2 separate regions of the Homo sapiens genome follow, and region 2 is linked to region 1. A link is a loop called in an ENCODE intact Hi-C map of the cell type or tissue named here. Cell type or tissue: A673. All regions are shown on one strand. Each heading gives the region's core, and the rest is flanking DNA. Links, peaks and the distances in the headings are about the cores only. Region 1 overlaps MAD1L1 (mitotic arrest deficient 1 like 1). Region 2 has its middle 13 kb from the start of ELFN1.

Region 1 (7,962 bases), core at 3,825-6,324:
CAGGAAGCAAGTCCCAGGGGAGTCCCCTCACACCCTGATCACCCAGCATCTCGGGGGTCAGCAGATGTCTCTTCCTGCTCTGGGGAATCAGGGCCCCCAAGGAACAAGGTGAAGGGGATGTGACGGTGGGACGAAGCAAGGGGACACGTGGCAGTGGGGTGGGCGAGGGGACGCAGCGGTGAGGTGGGGTGAGCGGACACGGTGGTGGGATGGGGTGAGGGGACGTGGCAGTGGGGACGGGGCGAGGGGACGTGGCAGTGGGGGATGGGGCGAGGGGACGTGGCAGTGGGGGATGGGGCGAGGGGACGTGGCAGTGGGGACGGGGCGAGGGGACGTGGCAGTGGGGACGGGGCGAGGGGACGTGGCACTGGGGGATGGGGCGAGGGGACGTGGCACTGGGGGATGGGGCGAGGGGACCTGGCACTGGGGACGGGGCGAGGGGACATGGCATTGGGGGATGGGGCGAGGTGACGTGGCATCGGGGACTGTGCGAGGGGACGTGGCAGTGGGGACGGGGCGAGGGGACGTGGCAGTGGGGACGGGGCGAGGGGACGTGGCAGTGTGGACGTGGTGGTGGGATGTGGCAGTAGGGGACGGGATGAGGGGTTGTGGCAGTGGGGACGGGATGAGGGGACGTGGCAGTGGGGGCAGGGCGAGGGGACGTGGCAGTGGGGACGGGGCGAGGGGACGTGGCAGTGTGGACGTGGTGGTGGGATGTGGCAGTAGGGGACGGGATGAGGGGTTGTGGCAGTGGGGACGGGATGAGGGGACGTGGCAGTGGGGACGGGGCGAGGGGACGTGGCAGTGGGGGACGGGGCGAGGGGACGTGGCAGTGTGGACGTGGTGGTGGGATGTGGCAGTAGGGGACGGGATGAGGGGTTGTGGCAGTGGGGACGGGATGAGGGGACGTGGCAGTGGGGACGGGGCAGGGGACGTGGCAGTGGGGACGGGGCGAGGGGACGTGGCAGTGGGGACGGGGCGAGGGGACGTGGCAGTGGGGACGGGGCGAGGGGACGTGGCAGTGGGGGATGGGCGAGGGGACGTGGCAGCGGGGCTGCAGAGTCAAGAGCTCCCTTTCGTGTTTGCCACGGCTTCCCCAAGGGCTGTCTCTGGTGTGGGCCCCAGACCTCCGGTCAGAGAAGACACAGAAACACATAAAGAGGCCCCTGCTCTCGGGGATCTGAGTCCCTGCTCGGAAGTTCAGGCAGGAACACCCTTGTGATTTTCCTGGTGTCTTTGACAAGGCAGTCACTAAACAACCCTTGCCATCGGCACGGGCCCTTGGCGGATAGGAGCCCCAAAGCCCGGCCTCCCGTGCTGGCTCTGACTCCTCACTCAGCCCCCCTGCCACGTCCAGGCTGGGCCAGGGAGATTGTTAATTGCAGCTTAATTAGGGAATGCATTAATATTAAAATAATCTTAGCAGCACATTGAAGGTGATCAAATTTGTCACTGCCTGTGTGGGCACAGCTGATCCTAGAGGTGTCTTTGGGGAGGAGGGAGGCAGGGGGAGGATGGAGGAGCGAGGAAGAGGGAGAAGAGATACCAGGGAGGAGAAGGGAGGAGGTGGAAGAAAAGAGGGGAGGCCCGGGAGGGGAGGAGGGAGGGGAAGATGGTTGGCCACAGAGTTGCTCTGCCTGGAATCCACCTGCTCGGCCTCAGGGAGGAGGGTGCCCTCGAGGGGAGGCCTGGTTTGGTGTCCCTGCCTGGGCTGAGGACGGGAGCAGTGACTGCCTTTCTGTTGCGTCCTGTGCACTGCTTCTGTCTGTATCGGCGCGTGTCCTCTGCAGTCTCAGGACTCACACTTTTCCTGCTTGGCTGGCGCTGGCCCCACAGGTGGCCTCAGTGAGGTGCCCTAATGGCTGCTCCGTGGACCACCAGGACAAGCACTGTGGAGAGCTACCCATTGGCCTGGCAGTGCCAAGCCAGCTGTGCCCTCCCACGGCCAGAAATCAGTGCCCAGCTCTCACGTGGCACAGGCCTGTGTTTACGTCATGCCCCCACCCCGTGCCACCTGGGCAGGGCCGCCACCTGCCCACGCCTCTGTTTGCTCAGTACAAACACCGTGCAATGCCGACAGCTGAGCGGTTCAAATGGGATGGGGGTGCAGGGGCTCCAGCCCTGTTCGGCAGTTAGTGGGAGTTGGAGAAGAAGGGCTGGCGTCTGAAGTGCAGGACCATGCCTGTTTGGCCCAGTCCTGTGCCAAGCTGAGATCGTCTGCCTGGGTCCTGCCATCTAGGGACCTGCAGGTCATGGGGAACAGTCTCAGGTGTGGCAGGAGTTCCGTCGTGGGCTCCTCTAGGGACCGGTGGGTCGTGGGGAGCAGTGTCAAGTGTGGCAATTCTGTCGTGGGCTCCTCTAGGGACTGGTGGGTGGTGGGGAGCAGTGTCTGGCGTGGCAGGAGTTCCGTCGTGGGCTCCTCTAGGGACCGGCGGGTCGTCGGGAGCAGTGTCAGGTGTGGCAGTTCTGTCGTGGGCTCCTCTAGGGACTGGCGGGTGGTGGGGAGCAGTGTCTGGCGTGGCAGGAGTTCCGTCGTGGGCTCCTTTAGGGACCGGCGGGTGGTGGGGAACAGTCTCAGGCGTGGCGGGAGTTCCGTCATGGGCTCCTCTAGGGACCGGCGGGTCGTGGGGAGCAGCAGCAGGTGTGGCAGGTGTTCCGTCGTGGGCTCCGACTGTAGTGCTGGAGACAGAAGTGATGTGACGTCAGCCAAGGCCTCGGGCACGAGCTGGTGGCTCTCCACTGTCTGGAGAAGTAGCTGCCCCCCACGTGCTGCTTGGTGCTGCCTATTTTTTAATTGAATTGTTAGTATTGAGTTTGGGGTGAATCCAAGTTGAGTATATAGCTGATAAATATCTTCTCCCAGCCCGTGACGAGCCTCTTCATTTTCTGACCCTGTGTTCCTCGGAGCAAATGCTTTTCATCTGGGTGCATGCTGATGATCAGGTTTTCTTTTATAGGGGTCAGATCCAGAAACTCTCTGCATAACTCCAGGCCAAACATATTTTTTCTTGTTTTCTACTAAAAGGTTTTAAGTTCACATTTAAATCTGTGACCCATTTTGAGTTAGTTTTTGCCCATGGTGTGAGCTTGAGTTCAAGCTACTTTTCTTTTTTGTTTTTATATGGATGTCCAATTGTGCCATTATTATTGAACTGACTGTCCTGCCACCATTGAATTATGTTTGCACCTTTGTCCAAAACCAGTTGGCCATGCGTTATGGGGGTCTCTTTCTACACCTTCTCTTCTGTTCCCTTGATCTAAGCGTCTGTTCCTTTGCTGTTAATAACACCCCACGGTATTGATTACTGTAGCTTCGTAGTAAGTCTCGAAATCAGCAGCACAATCCCCCACTTTATGGACAAGATTTACATTCAGCTTGTCTTTACCTGCAAAACGCCTGCTCAGATTTTTAGAGGAATTACTGCATCTGTCAGTCAGTCTGGGGAGCATCTACATCTTGGTTGCAGTGAGTCTTCCGATACATGAACACAATGTAGCTCTCCATTTATTTACGTTCTTCTTATTTTCTTTCATCCACATTTTGTGGTTTTCACCGTACCCACCCACCCCTTTTTTGTTAGAAATACACATGGTTTTGTTGGTTTTATTGTTAGTGTTGGAGCTATGTAATTATTTGTAGGCTTGTTTTTATGGGTCCCAGGTGTTCAGTGCGTGTGTGTAGATGTATGACGGATGTTTATGCTGGCTTTGTAACCCATGACCTTGCTGAACTCACTTCTTACATCTGGGTTAGTTGCTGTTTTGATTTTGTTTTCTAATCCTTTGCAGTCATAGCACCTGTGAATAGGGACAGTTTTGCTTATTTTGTTAAGATCCATATGTCTTCTATTTTGTTTTCTTGCTGTGTTGCCCTGTCTAGGACCTTAGTATGGTGCTGAGTAGGAGATGGGGCAACAGAGATCCTGGCCTTTCTCCTCACCTTGCAGGGAGAGCAGTCCATCCTCCTCCATGAGGCGTGCTGCTAGCTGCAGTTTATTTGTGGTTTTTCCTTATCAAGCTGAAAACGCTCTTTCCATTCTTAGTTTGCTGAGAGTGTTTATCATGTAGGATGTTGGCGTCTGTCAGATGCTTTTCCTGCATCAATTGATGGGATCGTATGTTTTTTTTCCCTTACACCGTTAGTGTGATTGACAGTGTGTCATTGTGATTTTTTTGGGAAGTTTCCAACGTTGAGCCAACTCTGCATTCCTGGAATAAACCCCCCCCTTGGTTATGGCATAGTATTTTTACATGTTGCTGAGTTCATCTTGCTGACATCGTCAGTAATCTTCACGTCTGTGTTCATATTGGTCTGTAGCTTTCTTGTACTGCCCTTGTCTGGTTGTAGTATACACGTAATGAATGAAGTGAATTGGAAGTATTCCCCCTTTTATGTCCTAGAGGAGATTATATAGAATTGGTGTTACTTCTTTAAATGTTTTGTAGAATTTGCTGGTGAAACCATCTGGGCCTAGGGATTGTGGTTGTGGCAGGTTCTAATCATTACAGGAATAGTGAGTTCTTTCATCTCAGCTGAATGTTGGTAGAATGTAGGTTTTGGGGTTTTTTTTATTGTGAGGAACTGGTTCATTATATCTGTGATCAAATGTATGAGCAGTGAATTGTCTGTGCTCTTGCCTCGCTGATTTTATCGTGCCTGCTGGGTTCGTAGCGGTACTCCTTCCTTCCTGATACTGGTCGTTTATGTCTTTTTTTTTCTTTTTTCTTTTTTTGTCTGTTAGCCTTTCTGGAGATGTATAAATTTCACTGATCTCCTTAGAGACCTAGTTTTTGGTTTCATTGATATTTTGCTGTTGTAGTTTTGTGTTTCCTTCCTTCTGCCTGCTTTAGTTTTAGTTTGCTCTCCTTTTTTTCTGGCCTCTTCAGGTGGAAGATTAGATTGCATATTTGAGATCTTTTCTGCTTTCCAACGTAAGCGTTCCGTGTTAGAAATTTGCATCTGAGTGCTGCATTAGCAGCATTTCACACATTTTGATAATGTTGTATTTTTATGTGTGTTCAGTTCAAAACATTTTCAAATTTCCATTAAGATGTACCATAGTTTGAACGTGGCCTCCAAAGTCCACGTGTTGGAAACTTCATCCCAGAGTGATGGTGTTGGGAGGTGGGGCCTCCTGGGAGGCGTTGAGGTCACGTGGGCTCCACCTTGGTGAGTGGATTCGTGCTGTTGTAAAAGGGGCTTCTGTTAGTTGGCTCTCTGTATCTGCCCTCCTGCCGTCCACCATGTGATGGCGCCTCAGGAAAGCCCTTGCCAGAAGCTGGTGCCTTGATCTCGGACTTGCCAGCCTCCAGAACTGTGAGCCTATAAACTTCGGGTCGTTATAAATTAATCTCAGGTATTCTGTGATAGCGCCGCCAATAGACTAGGATGCCTGCTGTGATCCATACAGATTTAGAAGGATGCTTTTTAATTTCAAAGTGTCTCTCCCTGATTTTCTGGGTAATTTCTGTTCAATTTCATTATGTTGAGGGAACGCACTTTCTACGATTCACTTTCTTTGCAATTTAAAGTTTATTTGGTAGCTGATAATTTGATAACCTCAAAATGTCCCATGTGCACCTGATAGGTATGTGTGTTCTGCCGATTAATAGATGTGTTTTGGCCATTTATAGTTAATGTAATTTTTTATGCATTTGGATTTAGGTACATTTTATGATTAGTTTTCTGTTTGTCCTCCATTTTTTATTCCCGTTTTCTCTTTCCTACCTATTTCAGGTTATTTGGCCTTTTTTATACTCCATTTTGATGTATCTATGTCTTTATTATATCTATTTGTATACTTTTAAAGTGATTTTTCTGTGGTTTACAATGTGCAAGCTTAACATTTCACGGTGCACTTATAATTCATATTTTATCATTTCAGGTGGAAACGTCAGGATTTCACCACGACGTAGGCTTCTCCCTGCCTCCCTTTATGTTGTAGTAGTCCTATGTACTTACTCTCTATATGTGGAAAACCCCACCAAGAAATATTACAATTCTTGCTCTTAACTGTCATGCCTATTTTATAAAACATAAGAGGCAAAAAGTAGTTTGTGGTTTTGCCTCTTCCTTCTTTCCTGGCGTTCCTGGGTTCCCCTGGGATCATTTCTGGTTTGGCAGGACTTCCTTCGGGGCTTCTTTAGAGTAGGTTCTCTCAGCGTTTGCTTGCCCAGCAGTGTCCTCACCCCACCTCGTTACTGAAGGATACCATTGCTGGATGTGGGGTTCTGGGAGAGTGGTTCTTGTCTCCTAGCACTTTAAAAATCGACACTGTTTCCCCATCTTCTGGCTTCTGTGGTTTCTGATGAGCAACCTGCAGTCACTCAAAGAAATCTCCCCTTTCCCCTCCGTGCAGATGAGAGAGGCTTTCAGACACTCCAAGTGTGGTGGTGTTTTAAGTTAAAGGACGGGAAGGAATTCATGTGCCCACATTGTCTGCTGGGTTCCAGCGTGTGTGGGTGTAATGCCTGCCACCCTGCCGCGAGAAGGACTCCTGTGGTGATGTGCTTTCTACACCAAGCTTAGTGGCACGGCATCATCTCTAAGATACTGTGAAAAGTTAAGTCTGTGTTTTCCAATCACTTGCTTCTTGGAGCGTCTTTAAAATCTCACTCGATAATTCCAGCATCTCCGTCATCTTGGCGCCTGTTGGTCGTGTTTTCCCTGGCAGGTTTCTGTTTTCCCGGTTCTTTTCATGCTGCTTAATTTTAGATTGCATTCTGGATGTTTTGAATATCCCGAGATTCTAGGTCTTTCTTAAGTTCTCTGGAGAATGTAAATTTCTGTTGGTTTCAGCATTTCCTGATGGCACTTCCATTTCAGGCTCTTTGCCGAGTTTCCCAGGCCATTGAACCTTGTGTCCTCCACAGTCCTGGCTGGGTCCTGGTGTGGTCTAGCTCAGAGTCCAACTCTCACACCTGTGGGGTGCTGATTAGGGTCAGAGCCCCATGCCCAGCTTAGAGGGCACCTTCCAGAGCCACTCTGAGCACCCAGCACTTCCCAGGTGACCCAGGGTTCCCTTCACTGCCTTCTGGCCACAGAGCCAGGCAAGGCTTGCCCACTGTGCTGTGCAGTCAGTCCCACGGCCACAGCCGCCTTCACGGCCAACGCCAGCCACAGCGTTGGAACAGGGCAGGACATGCCCCACGCACCCTGTCTGGAGGGAGGGGCCCACTCTTGGGCTCTAGGCGTCTGTCCAGCTGTGGCTGTACCTCCGCAGGATTGCCCGGGTGCCGGGGCGGAAGAGCGCGGGGTTGCCCGGCTGCCGGGGCGGAAGAGCGCGGGGGTGCCAGGGTGCCGGGGCGGAAGAGCGCAGGATTGCCTGGGTGTCAGGGTAGAAGAGGATGGAGACAGACAGAATTTCCCACACTGCCTCTCAGGCTTCTCTTGACAAGCTGTGTGCGTCTTGTGCTCACTCCCAGGTTTTAGGGGTCCCCAAGTCCAGACTGGGTAGCACCAGGGCAAACACCCAACCAGTGACAGAAACTCCAGCAAGCTTCAACCACAGACTGCAGAACTCACCCAGTATGAAATAGATCGTCTCATTAATCCTAGAACCATTAAATAACTGAATCCACAATCAAAAAGCTTCCAAAAAAGGATATCTCCAGGCCCAGATGGTTTTCTGGTGAATTCTACCAAACACTTAAAGAAAACTTAGCACCAATTTGCCAAAACTCTCCAAGAAAACAGAAGAGGGAGCACTTCCCAACTCACTCTGTGAAGCAAGCATTTACCCCAACTTCAAAACCAGTGGCAAAACTGAAGAACACTGCGGGGCTATTTTCTGTTTTCTGAGAGTGCAAGGCTGGGTTGGTGTCGAGCGTCAGCTGGTACAATCCATCGCGTCAGCTCGCCAAAAGGAAAAATTACATGGCCAAACCAACGGATGCACAAATGCAGTCAGCGAGGCCCAACACACGTTCATGGGGAAACTCGGCAAACCAGGAGAAGCCGAG
Region 2 (7,962 bases), core at 1,913-4,412, 270 kb after region 1:
AGTTTTATACTGTTCAGAACTACAGTTCTGAAATTGGACAAATGTGGACACTGGTTGCCATCACTACCTCCATCAAAATACTGAACATTCCCATCACCCCAGAAAATGAGACTTTTCCCCATATGCCCCTGTAATGCCATTTGAATTCTGTGCAATGTGCAGACATGTTCCTTTATAATAAATTTCAATGTGAAAATGAAAATGGAAAATTGTTTTCTATCATCTCATCTGGTTCCCACTGTAACCCAGGGAGGTGAATCCTTCCTTCCCCCTTTTACAGGTGACAAAACTGAATTTTAGGGGGCAACTTGCCTAAGGAAATCCTGCAGGAGCAGGTTGGGATGGGAACCCAAGGCTTTTCTTTTTTTTTAAGACAGAGTCTTGCTCTGTCACCCAGGCTGGAGTGCAGTGGCACGATCTTGGCTCACTGCAAGCTCCGCCTCCCGAGTTCCCACCATTCTCCTGCCTCAGCCTCCCAAGTAGCTGTGACTACAGGTGCCCGCCGCCACGCCTTGCTAATTTTTTGTATTTTTAGTAGAGACAGGGTTTCACTGTATTAGCCAGGATGGTCTCGATCTCCTGACCTCGTGATCTGCCCGCCTCAGCCTCCCAAAGTGCTGGGATTACAGGTGTGAGCCACCGTGCCCGGCCTATTGTAGCTATTTCTTATAAATGGAATCAGACAATATGTGGTCTTCTGTGACTGGCTAGTTTCACTGAGCATTGTTTTTGAGATTCATCCATGTTGTAGCATTTCAGTATTTTATTCCTTTTTATTGCCAAATAGCACTCCACTGAGTGCCTGGAGCACATTTTATTACCCATTCATCAGCTGATGGTCATTTGGGCTGTTTTCGCGTTGGAAATGTGAGTCACACAGCTAGATACATTCATGTACTAGTTCTCACGCGCACATGTGTTTCCATTTCTTTTGGGTAAACACCTAGGAACGGACGTGTTGGGTCATATGGTAAGCCTATCTTTCACATTTTGAAGAGTTCACAAACTCTGCCAAAATTTTGATGCCACATGTTATGTTCCCAGCAGCAACGTAGGAGAGTTCCTATTTCTCTGCATCCTCGTCAACACTTTTATTATTATTATTATTTTTTTTTCTGAGATGGAGTTTCACTCTTGTTGCCCAGGCTGGAATGCAATGACACGATCTCGGCTCACCACAACCTCCACCTCCTGGGTTCAAGGGATTCTCCTGCCTCAGCCTCCACAGTAGCTGGGATTATAGGCATGAGCCACCACACTCAGCTAATTTTGTATTTTTAGGAGATGCGGTTTCTCCATGTTGGTAAGGCTGGTCTTGAACTCCTGACCTCAGGTGATCCACCCACCTCGGCCTCCCAAAGTGCTGGGATTATAGGCGTGAGCCACCATGACCGGCCAACACTTTTACTATTATTATTATCATTTGAGACAGGGCCTCACTCTGTCACCTGAAGGGTGACACTCTGTCACTGTCAGGCTGAAGTGCAGTGGCACGATCTTGGCTCACTGCAACCTCCACCTCCTAGGCTCAAGCAATCCTCCCACCTTGGCCTCCAGAGTAGCTGGGACTACAGCCATGAACCACCACGCCTGGAAAATTTTTGTATTTTCAGTAGAGATGGGGTTTCAACATATTGCCCAGGCTGGTCTCGGACTCCTGGGCTGAAGCGATCCACCTGTCTCAGCCTCCCAAAAGTGCTGGGATTTCAGGCATGAGCCACCACACCCGGCCTCAACACTTACTATTATCTGTCTTTTTTATTATGGCCATCCTAGATGGTGTGAAGTTGTATCTCCTAGTGGCTTTGATCTGCATTTCCCTGGTGACTAATGATGCCGAGCATCTTTTCTGTGCGATTGAACTTCTACATATCTTTTGGAGAAATGTCCATTTGAATCTTTTGTTCATATTTAAATTGGGTTATCATTTTATTATTGAGTTGTAAGAGTTGTAAAATATATTTTAGACACAGTCCCTAATTAGATGTATAATTTGCAAATATTTTTCTCCCTTTCTGTGGGTTGTTTTTTCACTTTCCCGTTGCTGTTATTTGTGGCACACGAGTTTTAGATTTTGATGAAGTCCAATTTTTTCATTTGTTGTTTGGGCTTTTGATGTCACATCTGACAAAATTTTGCCTATGACGAAGATTTAGTTCTGTATTTTCTTCTAAGAGTTTCATGGTTTTAGCTCTTCTGTTGAGGTCTCAGATGCATTTTTTTTTTTTTAATGGAGTTGTGCTCTTGTTCCCCTGGCTGGAGTGCAGTGGTGCGATCTCGGCTCACTGCAACCGCCACCTCCCAGGTTCAAGCGATTCTTCTGCCTCAGCCTCCTGAGTAGCTGGGACTACAGGCATTCGCCACCATGCCCAGCTAATTTTGTGTGTGTGTGTGTTTTTAGTAGAGGCAGGGTTTCACCATGTTGGCCAGGCTGGTCTTGAACTCCTGACCTCAGGTAATCCACCTGCCTTGGCCTCCCAAAGTGCTGGGATTACAGGTGTGAGCCACCACACCTAGCCTTGGATGCATCTTGAGTTGATGTTTGTATATGGTGTGAGGTAAGGGTCCATCTTCATTCTCTTGCATGTGACTACTTGACCCAGCACTATGTGTCAAAGGTCTCCTCTTCCCCTAGCCCCATCAAATTGTCTTGGCTCCCTTATTGGAAATAAATAGAGTAAAAATACAAGGGTTTATTTCTGGACTCTCAGTTCTAGCCCATTGCTGTTCATATCTGTCCTTACCACAGTACCACACTGTCCTCATTACCGTAGGAAGTTTTCACAATAGGAAGTGTGAGTCTTCCCACTTTTTTTTTTTTCTAGAAACAGAGTCTTGCTCTGTTGCCCAGGCTAGAATGCAGTGGTGCAATCATAGCTCACTGCAGCCTTGAACTCCTAGGCTCAAGCGATCCTCCCACCCTAGTCTCCTGAGTAGCTGGGACTACAGGCATATGCCACCACATCCAGCTAATTTAAAATTTTTTTTTGTAGAGATGGAGTCTTGCTATGTTGCCCAGGTTGGTCTTGAACTCCTGGACTTAAGTGATCCTCCTGCCTTGGCTTCCCAAAATGCTGAGATTACAAGCATGAGCCACTGCACCCAGCTGAGTCTTCCCACTTTGTTCTTTCCTTTTCAAGCTTGTTTTGGCTCTTTGGGGTCCCCTGCACGTGAACCCAGTGCAAATCCCAGCTGTTCCTCAGCATCTCTGAGTAGCTGGAGGACACGTGGCTGATACTTTCAGGGCTGAGGAATAACATCAACAAAGGGCACATTTATTAAGCACCTGCTGTGTGCCAGGCACTGTCTAAGTGCCCTGCCTGTGTTAATTCACCCACGCCGTGGGCAGCGGTGCTATTACCACCCACACTTAACAGTCAGGACCCTGAGGCACCGTGAGGCTGAGAAACCCACCCAGGACCACACAGATACTGGGCCGTGGCCACCTCCCAGCAGTTTGTCTGCAAAGCCCAGATTCTTTTTCATTGCTTTTCATATTGAACTTTGAAATGTTTCAAACATCTGGAAAAGTTGAGATGATTTCACAGTGAGCACCCAGATGCTATCACCTGTTATTCCACAACTGACGTTTCGCTAGACCCGCTTCATCTTGTTTCTCTGTCCCTCTGCCCACCCATAATCAATCTCTTTCCAAGTTGCAGGCACCAGTACTCTCTCCCCCTTAACCGGCCGACTGCATGTCATGATCTAGAGTTCAATATTCGTTTCAGATTTTTTATTGCTTTGAGTAAAATTCACATACCATGAAATGTATAACTCTGAAGGAGCCACTGAATGCTCTGACTAACGGACCACTTCTGCAGCCCAAACCCTTATCAAGAGACAGACATCAGGCCGGGTGCGGTGGCTCACGCCTATAATTCCAACACTTTGGGAGGCAGAGGTGGGAGGATCACTGGAGCCCAGGAGTTGAAGACCAGCCTGGGCAATGCAGGGAGGCCCCATCTCTACAAAAATAAAAAAATGAGCCAGGTGTAGCAGCACATGCCTGTGGTCCCAGCTATTCAGGAGGCTGAGGTGGGAGGATGGCTTGAACCCAGGAGGTCAAGACTGCAGTGAGCCATGATTGAGCCACTGCACTCCAGCCTGGGCAACAGAGCAAGACCCTTCCTCTGAAAAATAAAAAAGACAATGCCCCCAAAATGTTGCTGCATACCCCTGCCCAGTGCCTTCCTACCTCTGGCCCCCAGAAGCCACTGCCATTCTGATGTTTTCCACCGTAGGTTAGTTCTAGAATTCGTTCTAGTTAGTTCTAGTCTGTTAGTTCCAGTCCAGGTTAGTCCAGGGTAGATCTAGTCTGTTCCAGAATTCCACACACCTGGGCTCCTGGCGAGTGACTTCTTCCCCCTGCACAGTCTCCCAGCCTCATGCATGGCGTAGGTGTCCCTTTATTGCTCTGGGAGCTGAGTCCTCCACGTGTGGCTGCACCGCCATCTGCTCATCATGCTCCCCAGGGCAGGCACCCTGGACCCTCATCTGCATCACCCACCATATCATTTCTCAGCCTGAGGAAGGCAACCAGAATTTTTTAAGCCTTTGGACACCCAAGGAGCTCCCTGGTGGCCTCAGCTCTGGCCTCCGCAGCTGCTCACCTGTGTGACCCCGTGAAGGTGGCCATACCTCTCTGTGCACCTGGTTCCCCATCTGTTCCTCAGCCGCACGATGATCAGAGGAAGTTGGGGAGGGAGGCAGCCTTCCTGGAAGCCAGAGGTTGCAGAAATGCCGATCTTCGTTGGCGTCTTGTGTCAGAGACAAGCCATGGGATCTAACATTAGGTGAGGAGACAGCAGATTATAAATTGCAAACTGGGGCTGGATGCGATGGCTCACGCCTGTGATCCCAGTACTTTGTAATCCCAGCACTTTGGGAGGCCGAGGCAGGCGGATCACTTGAGGTCAGGAGTTCAAGACCAGCCTGGCCAAAATGGTGAAATCCCATCTCTACTAAATATACAAAATTAACCAGGCGTGGTGGCGAGCACCTGGTTACTGGGCTGGTTACCTCAGCCACTTGGGAGGCTGAGGCAGGAGAATCGCTTGAACCCAGAAGGTGGAGGTTGCAGTGAACTGAGATTGCACCACTGCACTCCAGCCTCTGTCTCAAAAAAAAAAAAAAAAAAAAAAAAAACCCTAAAAACAAATAAATTGCAAATTAGGGAGCCTAGTAAGAAGAATTCCAAATTTATAAAAAAAAAATTTTAAAACAAAGGAAAAGAGGGAGGGAGGGAAGGAGGGAGAGAAAGAAAAAGAAAAATTACGTATGTATACACACAACACACAGACACTTTGGTAACCAATGGACCACATTTGCAATGGTGGTCCCAGAAGAGTATAATACCCTATTTTTACTGCACCTTCTCTGAGTTTAGATGTGTTTAGAAACACAAAGACTTGTCCTTGTGTTGCAGCTGCCTACAGTGTTCAGTGCAGTCACCTGCCGTGCGGGTGTGTAGCCCCGGAGCCACAGGCTGTACCGCGAGGCCCAGGCGTGGGGTAGGCTCCGCCATCTGCGTTCGTGTGAGTCACTCTAGGATGTACGCGCGATGACAAAATCACGGAACCATGTATTTCTCAGAACGTGTCCCTGTCGTTGAGTGATGTGTGGCTCTGTGTGTGCGTATACACGTGTGTGTATATATATGCAGACACGCACACACATATGTAGCCTGGCAGAGTCACCGATGCTTTTTCTCTGTCTGCCTTATTTCATGTCTCTGAATTGTCCATATTCACTAGCAGCAATGTGGATTGCAGCTGGGCGCCGTGTTCCCAGGAGCCACGGCCTGCCCTCCCGGGCTGCTGCAGGGGTGCGCTGGGCGGGGCGAGGCTGGGCACCCCCTTCGCTCCCCCTGCATGCTGAAGGCTGGGGTGCAGACGGCCTCCTCAGTGATGAAGGCAAATGGCCCAGGCCTCGGGCTCTGCTCACCTGGTCCCCTGTGATTCATTCTGCTTTATTCAGACTGAAATAGGGCTAAATGAGAAGATAACAGGAGTGACATTTTGCAGGCTCCTACGTGGACTGCGCCCGGAGGTATCTTATTTCTTAAAACAAGTTTCAACCGCCAGGATGTTTCACTTGGAGGGAGAGACCCGTGATGTCTAGGAGTGGTAAGGAAATGGTAGAGGGGCCTCAGCCTCCACGCTGTGGGGTCCCTGGGTGGAGATGGAGGCACTGTCAGCAGCCACCTGTGAACGTGGCCTTGAGCTCAGTGCACCCCTCCTGCTGTTATGATGAAGTGGGGCCTCAGGACTTGTCTTCCCTCCTCCCCGGCTTCCCTCTGTGAGCCCCTCGGGGATCAGGCTGGTCTCATCATCACTGTCACTTTTGTACACAGTAGATGTTCACTGTAGGCGCTTTGGAACCCGGGTATGCTCTTCCTCAAAGCACGCCCTCAGCAAACAGCCTGTACACGCTGGGCCTTAGCCCCAGGACCAGTGCCCTGGCCCGCTCCCAGAGCTGAGCATGGCGCATTGCTCCCCAAGGCCTGACTCACTGCAGCCAAACACTGGGGCGCAGACGCCCGCTGGCTCCAGGAGCTGGATGGGCAGGCAGGGCGGGGTCTGCGTGGGGGCTGGTCTCCATCTCTAGCAGGGTGCTAATCTGGGCCTGTGTCCACGCACATACTGCAAGTGTGTGTGTGCCTGTGTGCATGCGTGTGAACATGTCTCTATGTGCACACGTATGTACCTGTGTGTGCCTGTGCATGTATGAGTATGTGAGCATGTCTGCATGTGTGTTCACAAGTATGTCTTGTGCACCTGTGCGTATGTGAGCATATCTGCTTGTGTGCACAGTATGTACCTGTGTGCACCTGTGTATGTGTGTATATGTGAGCATGTCTGCCTGTGTGCACGTCTTGTGCACCTGCGCATGTATATATGTGAGCATGTCTGTCTGTGCACACATGCATGTGCCCTTGTGTGTGTGCCTGCATGTACGTATGTGTGTGCCTATGTGAACATGCCTGCATGCTTGTGCACATGCATGTGCCTGTGTTCCTGTGTGTGTGTGTGAATTCCTGCATGTGTGTACACATGTACGTGCCCTTGTGTGCATGTGCCTGCATGTATGTGCACATGTGCCTGTGTGCATGCCTGCATGCTTGTCCACACATGTATATGCGTGCATGTGTGATCACCCTATTTCTTTCCTCCATCACCTATCAGCATCTACATGGAGCACCTGGGGCTGGGCCAACAAGGTGCCGTGAGTCTGACTTCAGGGCACACAGACAGGGGCAGGTGACAGGGGCTGCTGGGGTAACACCACAAGGAGCTCATAGCATTTCTGCAGGGAGCCCACATCTGTCCCTGTATCTGCGTCCTGGGGCCACCATAACACATTGCCACACGTTGGGGGGCTTAAGACAACAGGTGTCTGCTCTTTCGCAGCTCTGGAGGCCCAAAGTCCAAAATCAAGGGATTGGCAGGGCCGCGCTCCCTCTCATAGCTCTTGGGGAGGATCCTTCCTGCCTCTTCCAGCATCCCTGAGCAAGCCTTGGTGCTCCGTGGCTGGAAGACACGTCACTCAGTCACAGGGATGTCTTTCCTCTGTACACGTCTGTCTGTGCACAAATTTCCTCCTTTAAAAAAATAATTGGCCGGGCGCGGTGGCTCACGCCTGTAATCCCAGCACTTTGGGAGGCCGAGGCGGGTGGATCATGAGGTCAGGAGATCGAGACCATCCTGGCTAACAAGGTGAAACCCCGTCTCTACTAAAAATACAAAAAATTAGCCGGGCGCGGTGGCGGGCGCCTGTAGTCCCAGCTACTCGGGAGGCTGAGGCAGGAGAATGGCGTGAACCCGGGAAGCGGAGCTTGCAGTGAGCCGAGATTGCGCCACTGCAGTCCGCAGTCCGGCCTGGGAGACAGAGCGAGACTCCGTCTCAAAAAAAAAAAAAAAAAAAAAATAATCGAGGCCAGGTGTAATGGCTCATGCCTGT

Evidence for each region. Peaks named below come from ENCODE experiments on the same cell type or tissue, not always from the same donor. Only the 100,000 strongest peaks of a DNase experiment are listed, where the experiment ranks them.
Region 2: a loop joins it to region 1, with 6 times the contacts of the local background. A loop is called at or near these places in 5 of 110 quality-filtered maps.

The regions. Positions count from the first base shown.
Region 1 is chr7:1,922,790-1,930,751 of GRCh38, reverse strand. The region is part of intron 17 of MAD1L1 (mitotic arrest deficient 1 like 1); the gene reads left to right. Among named protein-coding and RNA genes, the nearest start is that of MIR4655, 83 kb to the right of the region's middle. RefSeq lists an enhancer at 1-40. In A673, for the core only: CTCF peaks have their summits at 5,043 and 5,249; DNase peaks (open chromatin) are centred at 5,251 and 6,121; H3K4me3 peaks cover 486 bases; H3K27ac peaks cover 2,069 bases.
Region 2 is chr7:1,652,834-1,660,795 of GRCh38, reverse strand. No RefSeq gene overlaps it. Among named protein-coding and RNA genes, the nearest start is that of ELFN1, 13 kb to the left of the region's middle. In A673, for the core only: no CTCF peak of the experiment used is centred there; no DNase peak of the experiment used is centred there; H3K27me3 peaks cover 1,032 bases.